Linked DNA regions of Mus musculus: regions 1 and 2 are each linked to region 3. The links are chromatin contacts, found by POLR2A ChIA-PET in ENCODE. All regions are on one chromosome and are shown on one strand. The core of a region is the stretch at or near the end of the contact, and the rest is flanking DNA. Distances in the headings are between cores, read along the strand shown.

Region 1 (3,850 bases), core at 559-3,058, 260 kb before region 3:
AACATGGAATTCCACAGTTCTAGATAGCCATATCCAAACTAAAGATGTGCTAAAGACATTAATTCACAACACTGTGACATGTTGGCTTGCATTTGGTGACTTCACATTTAACTCAGGAACTGAGTAGCTGAAAAGTACCTGTATGGTATAAATAGATAACCTGTCCCCACTGTGCCAGATGCCACGCATGTTAAATGTCAAAATTTCCAAGGCCTCATGATTTCAGTCAGGCTGTAATAATAATAAAACACTGATAAAATATAAATAACAGAGACAGGAAGGAAACATGTGAAAATGCTTAGAATCACGAATGGGGAGGGGTTTTTTGTTTTTGTTTTAAGTTTTGTCTGTTTACTGTAAATTTAGAAGAGGTAAGTGAATAAGGTGTGTTGCTTTTTTTCTTTTTTTTTTTTTTACCTTCTCCAGTCATATAATTTTAGCTCAAGATCTCAATGCAGACCTTTTACAAAGAACCAGCCTCCCACCACAAAGGGATTTCCTTCAGCTGAACTACAAGAAAAAACATCTCCCAGGATCCGGCCCTGTCTGTTTTCTGTTGTCACACCTCACCACATTGCTCCAAACCGATGGTTCCTTTCCGTTGCTCCCATTCTTAACCTTGCCCATTGCAGACCTTCAGTTCTTAACTTTGGTGAACTAGAAGGGTTTGGATGATTTCTGAGTTACGCTAATAATTTTCATTGGGCTAACCACAGATTACGTTTTGAAACGTGTATCCCAGAAACATAATCAAATGTCAAGTCCTTAAAGGGAAGACTAGAGATGGATACTCACAGTTCCAAGAGGAAGCATTTTCATAACGGCCATTCTTAACTAGGTTCCATAACCATGAGCTTGAGCGGTGTGGCAAGATGGTCTGTAAGCTCGGGCATAGTGCAGTGATTAGATGGAGCTGCCTTCTCTAGATTCTAATCCATGTGATCTTTTAAGTCCTGTATCAGCACTCGGGGTCTACGTTTCAAGGTGATAAATATCATTTTTGCTCCCTAATTTAAAAAAAAATTAAAAGCCAGATTGCCTTAAATCAATGACTCCATCACCACTGTGTGTAGTGGCTCTGGGAGCTCCTCTTGGAGACACCGCGAGAATTTCTACTTATGACATCGGGCTCTGAGCGCTGCTTCTGACCCTCCTCGAACGCTCGGCGCAGGGGCACGTCACAGAGCGGCACCGGGACAGTCCGTGTCCACGCGCGGTGAGTGCGCGCCTCACAATCCCCGCCTCTGGGGGTACGAGGGATGCGGTGGCGGAGACGCCAGGGTCCCCAGCAAGCAGGACCACCTCTCGGCACCTGAGCCGGGGAGGGAAGGTCCCAGCCGCCACACCAGCCAGGGACCGTGCAGAGAGGAACCTCTTGACTCCGCGGTGCACCAGCCCCGCGCGCGCACGGCCCGCGGGGGAACCCGGGCTCCGGCACCGGAAGCGGCGGCCGCCGGAGCGGCCCCAGAGCCTCCCGAAGCCGAGGGAAACGAGGCCGTGGAGCCCAGGCCGGAAAAGCGGAACGTCCCGCAGAGCCGCGGGGAGGTTCTCCCGTCTCGGCCCGGCTAGGGTCGCCTTGGCCGACTCGCGGCCCTTCGCGGCTGGCGCACTCACCTCCTCCGCTGCCCGGGCTGCTCCACAGGCGGCTGTCACTGCAATCCACGAACTGCCCCGCGCCGGGTTGCGATGCTATTTAAGGAGTCGCGGCCGCAGCTGCTCTCTTGGCTGCGCCACCGGCGTTGCAGCAGCAGCAGCAGGGCCGGGCGGCTGGTAGTGCGCGTGCCGTGCCACGCCGCCCCGCCCCGTCCGCAGGCTCCTCCCCGCCCCATCTCTTAGCGCGCCCACTCCCCCTCGCCAGCTCCTCCCCTCCTGTCGCACAGGTCGAGGCTGTCCCGCCCCATCACACCCACCGCTCCTCTCAGGTCCCGCCCCATCGGCGCCATTCCCGCCTCCCAAGCCCCGCCCTATCTGGGCTGATCCAAGCCCCTCAGACCCGCGGTGCCTCTCAGGCCACGCCCACCAGCTCCAGTCCTTCCCCTCCGGCCGCGCCTCCTCGGTCTTTTGCCCCGCCCCTTAAGGCCCAGTCCTCCTTCAGGTCCCGCCCAGTCCTGCTGACTCCGCCTCTCCCTCCAAAGCCGCAAGGTGGGCGTGGCCTCCCTCAGGTCCATGAGCATGGCTGTCAGCAAGCAAAAGCCACTAAGGTCACCCAAACTGCCCTCTAGTTTCACAACGAATCTGAGGTAGGGCAAAGGGTAAATCTGGAAGTCTCCTGAACCCTGATAATGTGATGCTATGGAATGTTGCAGGTGCCCTTTAGCTCTTCCATCCTTAACATTCTTCCACAGCTGACACCTTGGCATAGCCTCTCTGCTTGCTTCTCTGCTTGGAGGGACCACGGTAGCTGAAGAAGTCCCATCTTTCTTTAGCACAGATATACACGAACCCCTTTAATCCAGTTTCACCACGGTCCCCACACCAAGTTTCGCCACAGTCCTTGGCTAGGAATACAGGACTTCCGCAATATCCTGGCCATGAGGCATCTCTGGACAACCCAGGCCCCTGTGTGGTTCAAGTGAAAAGCAGACTTAGTCGTTGCTCAAGGACGGTGTCCACCTGCCAAGTTTTAAAGGCTTGTCTGCCCTGCTCAGCCTTGGCTCTGTAGACTTGACAAATCCCTTGGGAAAACCTTTTAAGGGCTACCAACGGCCAATGCAAGGCCAGTAGGATGGCTCACTGGGTTAAAGCCCATGCCTGTCACAAAGCCTGAAGTGCAATTCTCAATCCTCAGGACTGTGAGTTACCATGTGCGCATGTAACCCTTCTTCAAACGTCATTTTAAAAAATCTTAAAGATACCCCAAAGCTTTAAGATAATCTTTTAAAAGGTTAAATACTAGAGCCATCACTGTTGCTCAGTGTCCAGAACTGGTCAGTGTGGTTAAGGTAAGATGTAGATCATGCTAACATTTTGAATGGGAAAAAAAAAAGGTCAATATAATTGTTGCCAGGTTCACCTCATGCTATTGCATGAAGACAGTCATCCAGGTACAGGAGGGTTTGCTCCCAGCATTAGATGGAAGTCTTTCTAATATTGCCTTAAATTTGAGGGACAATTATTGCCAGAACACCTCTAATAACATATCATTTACTAGGTGACACTGTTAATCAACTATAATGTCCATAACCCTATGAGGTGGTACCACCTTTGGTCCTCTTCTGTAGAACAGGAAACTGAAGGGCAGAGTCAGGTATAAGAAAGGGCATGGCCGCCGGGCAGTGGTGGCGCACGCCTTTAATCCCAGCACTTGGAGGCAGAGGCAGGCAGATTTCTGAGTTTGAGGCCAACCTGGTCTACAGAGTGAGTTCCAGGACAGCCAGGGCTACACAGAGAAGCCCTGTCTCGGGGGAAAGAAAAGGGGGTGGGGGGGACCATTCTTAGAATTCAAGATCATCTGCTTCTAAACCATGGCCTTTATAACCACAGAGGCCTCCCCTACCCTCTTGGGAGATGATTCATTCCCTCTAGTCACAAGTATACTCAAGCTGACTCATCAAGGAATAAGGACTTTTCCTGGGTGTCTCTGGCCTTCCTCCTGTGGAGTCTGAGGCTCCTTGTCCAATGTTGGTGAGGCAATCCTCACACAAACAGCTGCCATATCAGCGCTGCTTAATCTAGGGGGGTCACAACCCCTTTGGGGAGGCGGGGGAGGGATTGAATGACCCTTTCTCAGGGGCCGCCTAAGACCATTGGAAAAACAGATATTTACAATTCATAGCAGTAGCAAAATTGTAGTTATGACACAGCAATGAAAATTTTATGGTTGGGGACCACCACAATATGAGGAGCTATA
Region 2 (4,119 bases), core at 475-2,974, 410 kb before region 3:
GAAAAAAAAAAGCCAGTAAGGAAGGGAGCCAAGCTAAAGTTCGAGCCTACTGTTGTTTGCTCACAGTTCGGTAGGCAAACAATAAACAAGCAAAAGTAGAGGATATGACACGGCTGCTTTCAGGAAATGCCTGCCGCAAAGGGAGGAATGGGAAGATTCAGCTAGGAATTGCTAACTAAGGGAAACCTCCGTAGCAGCTCCTGTTCATAAGCTAATGTCTCAGGGGGAGAAAAGGTGAGCCAGTGGACTCAGAGGGCTGGAAAGAAAACCCGAAAAGGACACAGTATCCAATATTGCCTGGAGAGCTTCTTCATTCTGCTAAAAAGGGGGGGGGGCGGGGGGAGACAGCCAAGACCCAGGGTTTGGCTTCGCTAACCCGGTTTAGAGGATACGGTTTTACACTTAAGCCTTCAGGGTAAACATGAACATCTAGAAAACTGTTTTTGTTCGTGTCTTAAAGAGAGCACTGGAGAGGGGTCTTGGGCGGGAGACAGAGACCTGCAAGGAGGCTGCTTCAGTTCCCTGAGGTGGGCACAAGTCTGGCAGACACGTAGAAAGTCCACAAGACTCCGAAGAGGGGCCAGGTACAAATCTGTCAGACTCGTAGGTCTACAAGGCTCGGGGACTAACGGCGGAAGAAGTTGGGTCCACAAGAGGTGCCTGAGAAGGACGTTTCCTGGGTGACTCAACGGAGAATGAGGTAAAGACCCTGCTGTTCAAGTCGAACTTCACAGACTAATTAATAAGCGCGAAGAAGGGACAGTAACCGAGCATGGCTCAAGAGATGTCAATGCAAGCTCCTACAGTGACTTTGACCAACAAAGGAATGAGCTGGAGTATTCAAGGAGTAATGCTTAAAATCAGCTCTCCGCAAGAACCAAAAATCACAGTGCACTGGAGAAAACTAAAGGTGGAGATCAAATGCTCTTGTAACAGAGGGAGGCTGGGTCACTTAGAGCCGCCACAAGGTCAGCATCAGCCTAGCTTCCAGGCCCCAGGGCAGAACTTCCCCTATCCATCCTCTGCTACCGAGTCCACACCTCGGCCTGCAGATCCAGGATCCCGCCACCTCCCGCCACTCGGCTTCCAGGTTCACCCCCACACTATGGCCTCACCCCCTCCCGCCCCTGAAGCTCTGTACCCCGGGCGATCTCCAGATACCCCCCTGACTCCGCCTTTAAGCCTCAGCGCGGCCCGTGTGCCATGCTCGAGGGGTCTGAACCCGCTCCGGCTCACCCAGGTTTAGGGACACCGCACCGGCTCACCCAGGTTTAGGGACACCGGTTTGGCCTCCCGGGTCTGGGTTCTCAGCTCGGGATCGCGCTCCCGGCGCTGTTTCCAGCTTCTCTGCCTTCAGTGTTTGCCTGAGCAAGCCTGGAGGCAACACAAAGGATCCTCCGCCCAGATTGCCCGTTTCCCCCGCCTCCTCCAAGGAGCTGCAGACCCGCCAAAAGAGCGCCAGCTCCGGGGGACAACACAGGCCTTCGAAGGCGCGAGAGCAGCAGACACTCACCGTACCGTTCCAAGCTCCCCGCCGCAGGACACTGCGCTTTGATCCCACCAGCACCAACACTGCAACTGCAGCAGCAGCAGCAGCAACAGCAGACTACCGCCGGTCACGCCCCACGCCACGCCCCTTCTCTACCTCCCCGCCCCATCCCCCCTCACACACCCCCCAACACCTCATCTCGCACACGCCAGTCGCGATTGGTGGTTTCAGCCCCGACTGAGCCCCGTCTCGTAGCGCAGGCCCCGCCCACCCAGGGCAAGCCTAGGGCCCCGCCCCCTCCGGCTCCGCCCCCTCGCGCGGGTTTCAAGCTCTGGTTCCCGCCATCTCTGGCTCCGCCAGCTGCCGCCTCCGGCCGACTTGCGCCACTTGAGGTAAATTTTAGAGAGGTCTTTCGGCCACGCCTGATTCCGGGGGCGCCAAGATGGGCGTCTAGGGAGGCGCCTCTGCCAGTCAGAACTCTGGCAGGAGAAAATAGAGCTGTGCCCCGCACTCGGTAATTCTACTTCCTCTCAATTGCACCGAGGCCTTTCTTCACTTCCGTCCACCTCTTGCTCCCTCAGTGAGAGGTCCTGACTACCTTACTGAAATCTCTGACTGGTTTACGTCCTATTTCATTCAGACTCTGACTCTGGGAAGTGGGTTTTGTTTTGTTTTGTTTTTGCATAATATACGAAAACACGAGCACAGCGATCAGCATCGAATTTCAGGGGCCCAGAATATTCTTAAGGACAAATGTACTCCAGAGAGCAGCCTCTTGCCTTCACCGCCTTTGCTTCGTTGGATGTAAGGGACTGACGTACACGTAGCCACACAGATGTCTACCGTTCGTTGCGTGTGGAATTCAAGCTCTTGCATTTCCATAATACATTTTTTATTTTTTCCAGTTCCATCAAAGGCTTTAAAAGGATAAGTGGACGGGCAGTGGTGGTGCACGCCTTTAATCCCAGCACTTGGGAGGCAGAGGCAGGTAGATTTCTGAGTTCGAGGCCAGCCTGGTCTACAGAGTGAGTTCCAGGACAGCCAGGGCTACACAGAGAAACCCTGTCTTGGGGGGGAAAAAAAAAGAAAGAAAAAGATAAGTGGTTTGCTCTCATGAAGAGCCATAGTGGTTAAATGTAGATTCCAGAAACAAATTGATCTATCATTATCCCTCCCAAAGTAAGTTAGAATCAGCCATTTTCTGTTGGACTTTAGCAGTAGGATGCATTCAACCCTCGCAGTGCATCGTGGAGGCTGTAGTTCACAAGGAAGGGTCTAATTGAGAAACCCCTTGTGCCCGGACCCCTCCCTGTGCTAAACGTTCTTAACAAAGTGATACCTTAGATAAGGTATCCTCAGCAGTTTCCTGCCGTTAATGTTGACTTCATCTAGAGAAGTTCGTTAGAGCAAAACATCTGGAGGTGATAGTTTTCATCTAAGCCCTGTAATTTCTCCTCACTGTGGGGACTCAGAGGGACCTGAAGCCGCCCTGTAAATGGGGACCCAGAGGGACCTGAAGCCGTTCTGGGCCTCAAGAGAGAAAGAATTCATGAAAAGCAATGTGACTGCTTTCCAGGAGCTGGAGTAAGATGGCTTTCTGAAGTGATCTAAAAGCGGGGCGTGGTCACTCTCTTCCATTTGGCGAGAAAACTGAACTAGAAGTATAATAGGTAAACGTTTTAGGGCCTACATCTGCAAGAAGACTTAGCCTTCATAAGCTAAATTACTATAGCAATTACATGATAAGTTAATCATTTGTAAAAATGGTGTGAAGGTCATTTATCTGGTAGAGTTTTGCTCTTTGGGGTGGGAGACCAGGGAGGAGGAAAAGAACCAACACCTGAAACAGTATACTGTTATAGGGTTTCTTATCCCTCCTACTAGTTTTAGGGATATTTAAAAAATGACTTCTGGGGCTGGAGAGATGGCTCAGCAGTTAAGAACACTGACTGTTCTTCCAGAGGTCCTGAGTTCAATTCCCAGCAACCACATGGTGGCTCACAACCATCTGTAAAGGGACCCAGTGTCCTCTTCTGGTGTCTCTGAAGAGAGGGACAGTATGCTTGCATACATAAAATAAATAAATAAATCTTAAAAAAAAATACACCTTCTGATTCTAGGCAGTAAATAAGTGGGACAGAAGAAATTCAGTCTTTTATATTTAATTTCTTAAGTTGTTACACATTCTAGAAAGTAAGCTTATATAGTAATATGTTTGTAAGTAAACCTTAATAGCGTACTTTAAGATGACTACTTAAAGATGAATACTTAAGTCGTAGATATTGTATAGAGGGATTATAGAGTGCATTTAAAAGGTGGTGAAGGATTGGTTGGGTAGTTAAGAAAGAGCTCTTGCTCTTCCAACTCAGGTGGCTCATGCCACTTGTAACTCTAGCTCTAGAGGACCCAGCACCCTCTTCTGACTTTCAAGAACACAATCCACATTTACACAAATACACGCAGATAAATAAAGTATAACAAGCGTTCATAAATGATAGCATATTAAGAAGATGTTGGGATAATATAATAATAATAATATTAAGAGCTTGGGAGATGGCTCAGTTGGTAAAGTACTGTCTGGATAACCATGAAAACCTGAGCTTGCATCCCCAGCACCCATGTAAAACACC
Region 3 (3,924 bases), core at 237-2,736:
TATGCGTGTGTCTTCTTTGACCTCCAGCAACATGGTAACGGGTCCCAGCCTTGTTTCTCCCAACTGCAAATAAATACATCACCTATGTGCTCCTGGCATCCCGCCAGTGACCTCTGCTCTAGTAAGTCTTTAGGCTCTGAGCGACACACAGGTGCAGCTCAGTCAGCACCTAACATGAAATATGCATAGATCAGCAAACTTTTAAAAAGATGAACTGCCTTGACCGATGTCCAAACGAAGGTTAGCAAATGTGGGAAAAGAACAGAGTAAGGGGCTTGAAGTTAAACGAAGAAAAGAAAAGAACAACAAAAAAACCCTAATAGCACTCATTCTTGTGGAAGGGGCAGCAGTATGGAAAATATGCACAGTTATATTTGAACTGCCTTAAATGAGGTGAGGGTAACGAAATCTCACATCCATGTATTAAAAACAAAAAACAACAACAACAACAACAAAAAAAAACTGCAATCACTTTCCTGGGATTAGACAGTGCCTCGGCCCCCCTCCCCCAACCTCAAGCTGTCTGTTATAGAGTCAGACACAGCCAAGGAGTCGACCTTCCCAAAAGTCTGAGGACTCTGATCCTTAAGAAGCCGCCAGCCAACTGGAACCATCCTGCACGAAATACGGTTGAGATTCCATTAAGAGCTGAGCACGCATTCAAGCCCTTTAGAGGTCTGTCCACGAGAGAATCCCAAGAGCTGAGAGAGACTAGGAGCTAATAAAGGAGAGTCTTTTCCTTAGGAGTCCTCGGCCTGTGTGTCAGTGTGACAGGCCGAGTTAACAGAAAAGCCACACATCCACATTCACTGCCAAACTGAGAATCCACCTAGCGCCGCTGCATTCTGCTTTTTTTCTTTTTCCCTGATGGCGCAGAGTGCCCGGTGCATACATATTTTCTATTGACTGAATGGTTCAAGGATTGAATGGAGAGAAGTCGGAGACAGGAGCTTGCCCTCTACTATGAGGCAATAATGGCATTAAAAAGATGTTAGTATGTATTTGGGAGGAGTATGATTTATTTGCAGAAACGCAGAGTTCTGCAGAGGCCCGAATCCAGGCAGGGAGCTCTAGTTGGAAACGCCCTGACAACGGGAAGGGGTGGAAGCCTGAAACCTTCTTGGCCAAAAGCACCGTGGTGCAAGATCGAGGTCAAAAAGAGCTTCCCTTGAAGCATCAAGGGGCCCCCTCTCTGTCCCCAGGTCGTCCCCAGGCTAAACCCTCGTGAGCTATAAATACAACGGTCCACATGCAGCAGAGACACGGTGTTCCCTCGGCTCGCTGGGACAGATAGCATGAATTTGCCCTTTAAACGTCCCAAGCTGCAGGCACAGCCCCCAACCCACCCCTAGCTCCCGGAAGCGTCTTCGCCCCCAATGCCCTCTGCAAAGGAGGGGGATGGAGAGGGGCTGTCCAGGGACCAGCCCAGCCAATGCGCGCTGCGCGCTCGCCGGGGTCCCTCCTCCTCTCGCGAGACGCCGAGCCGGGGATATAAGGAGGGCTGCGGTCAGGCGGGCGGTCCCTTCGCGTCGTGCAGGGACGGATTCGGGGTGGCGGTGCCTGGCCGGGCGTAGGCAAGAGCAAACGAGCGGCTCCTTGCAGGCTGTGTGCGCCCGGCTTTCAGCATGGGGGATCAGGCTTTGAGCTTTCTTAAGGACTTCCTGGCAGGTGGCATCGCCGCCGCCGTCTCCAAGACGGCGGTCGCCCCGATCGAGAGGGTCAAACTGCTGCTGCAGGTCAGGACGGCTGGGGGCGCGAGCGGGGCGCGGCAGGGCGCTGGGGGGATGCGGGGCGGGGCGCGCGCGTCAGGGCGCAGGGATGCGGGCGGGGCGCGGGGATGCTGCGGCGCGGGCGCGCGCGACGCTGCGGAAAAATCTGTGCTAGGCCGCAAGCCCGGGGCCTAGGCGAAGGGGAAGGTGCCCTCTACGCAGATACAGGTCCAGCGTCAGTGGCAGATTCCTGGTGTCGGGTGGCGCCCGCGTTGGGGTGTCTATATATGGAAACCCACCCCGAAGCTGGTCTACCTCGAGCCAGATCCTGTGCCCGGTACAGCAAGCGACATTCCATCTAAGGCCTCTTAGGCGGGCCTCACCCTTTGGCCACATCCTCTGCACCTTCTTATCTGCATCCACCCTTGACAATTGAAGCATCAGATTAATCATTGACTGGGGTTCGCTCTATGTCGCGTGCGCTGCGCTATAACTTGACATTGATTTCATTCATCTTTCCTATAACCTCTGCAAGATAGGAATCGTCCTTGGCCCGTATTCACAGATGGAGACACTGAGGCAGAAATCCAGAAGTAATATTCAGGATAAATTCAGACCGCCTTGGCCATCTTGTCCCCATATAATTTTCTCCCCGGTCATTGAAGGGGCCTGCCATCATCATCTGATCCATCTCAAAGGCAAACGCTGTTCAATGGGGAAGAGCCGTTTGGGCATTTAAACATAACACAAAATGCTCCAACAGATTGGCCACGGCAGTAGTAACTCACTAATCACTTGAATTATCTGCTTGAAAATTTTCAGACACCTACTGTTAAGACAACCTTGTCTCGGGGGACATTCGAGTAAAGCAGGGACATTGTCATCTGCTCACCATGTTAAGAGCCCTTGAGGGAGGGATCTTTATTGCCATTCCCCATAAGCCTGCAGGGAATTTCGCTCAAATGTCCTTATAATGTCGAGAAATTGGACTGCTTTTTAGCTTAGTCAAGTAACTAACATTTATTGGTATGTTCTTGGTAACTGATTTCCTGATACATTAAAAAACAATTGGAATTCTCCCTTGTCACTTGAAAGTGAAAGATGGGCGAGGAACCCTGGGCATAGCAGTGCACATTTATAATCCCAGCATTTGGGAGGCAACACAGGATGATTTTTTAGTTCCAGGCTAGCCTGGGCTATATAGGATGACCCTATCCTTTCAAAACAAAAATAAGAAAAACTGAGGAAATACAAATCCTTTTTCCCCCTCTGTCTTCCCTTCTCTCTGCCTGTCCTCTGCCACCCCTTCCTCCCTCCCACCCCAAACTAGGTCCAGCATGCCAGCAAACAGATCAGTGCAGAGAAGCAGTACAAAGGCATCATTGATTGTGTCGTGAGAATCCCCAAGGAGCAGGGCTTTCTCTCTTTCTGGAGGGGTAACCTGGCCAACGTGATCCGGTACTTCCCCACTCAAGCCCTGAACTTCGCCTTCAAAGACAAGTACAAGCAGATCTTCCTGGGAGGCGTGGATCGCCATAAGCAGTTCTGGCGCTACTTTGCTGGTAACCTGGCCTCTGGTGGGGCAGCTGGGGCCACCTCCCTCTGCTTCGTCTACCCGCTGGACTTTGCTAGGACCAGGCTGGCTGCCGACGTGGGCAAGGGATCTTCCCAGCGAGAATTCAATGGGCTGGGCGACTGTCTCACCAAGATCTTCAAGTCGGACGGCCTGAAGGGTCTCTACCAGGGTTTCAGTGTCTCTGTCCAGGGCATCATCATCTACAGAGCTGCCTACTTCGGAGTCTATGACACTGCCAAGGGTGAGAGGGGGGCTTTGGGGTGGAAGGTGTGGGGAGGGGGTTATGGAGAGAGGATTCTGTGTGATCTACCCTTCCATGATGACCTTTGTGTGTTAGTTGCCTTTCCTACCTCTGAGCTAACCTGAGTTCTGAGGAGGTAATGTGATGTGGTTTGGATAAGTTAGTAGGTAAAGGAGCCTCTGTCTCCCGTACTGGTAAATACTGTGGCTTTGAGCTACTCAGGAGGCAAAGCCTCCCTCTAACCCAACACAGCTGCTAGTCTCTCAGCTGAACTAGAAGCAAGCTCTGTGTCAATAGAGCTGTAGCTTCTTTGGATTAAGGGAAAGCGGCAGCCAACTTTGCCTGGTTGCATGTAAGGGGGCCTCGGGGGAGGAGCTGGTTCTTGTGGAAGGGCAGGG

What was found. ChIA-PET counts read pairs that join two places held with the same protein, here RNA polymerase II (POLR2A).
Region 1: POLR2A ChIA-PET joins it to region 3 with 14 read pairs in embryonic stem cell. The contact joins the promoter of Acsl1 here to the promoter of Slc25a4 in region 3. POLR2A ChIA-PET finds 5 or more read pairs at or near these places in 4 of 5 experiments (Patski and embryonic stem cell).
Region 2: POLR2A ChIA-PET joins it to region 3 with 36 read pairs in embryonic stem cell. The contact joins the promoter of Casp3 here to the promoter of Slc25a4 in region 3. POLR2A ChIA-PET finds 5 or more read pairs at or near these places in 4 of 5 experiments (Patski and embryonic stem cell).

The regions. Positions count from the first base shown.
Region 1 is chr8:46,468,995-46,472,844 of GRCm38, reverse strand. Acsl1 (acyl-CoA synthetase long-chain family member 1) reads right to left here and starts at 1,808. Exons shown (of 21, transcript NM_007981.4): 1 at 1,615-1,808. It overlaps Gm31050 (a long non-coding RNA gene), which reads left to right and starts at 1,795. Exons shown (of 2, transcript XR_378936.3): 1 at 1,795-2,240; 2 at 2,346-2,854.
Region 2 is chr8:46,614,896-46,619,014 of GRCm38, reverse strand. It overlaps Casp3 (caspase 3), which reads right to left and starts at 1,724. Exons shown (of 7, transcript NM_001284409.1): 1 at 1,514-1,724. Primpol (primase and polymerase (DNA-directed)) reads left to right here and starts at 1,788. Exons shown (of 15, transcript NM_001001184.2): 1 at 1,788-1,881.
Region 3 is chr8:46,208,624-46,212,547 of GRCm38, reverse strand. It overlaps Slc25a4 (solute carrier family 25 (mitochondrial carrier, adenine nucleotide translocator), member 4), which reads left to right and starts at 1,486. Exons shown (of 4, transcript NM_007450.5): 1 at 1,486-1,736; 2 at 3,040-3,526. The coding sequence starts at 1,626.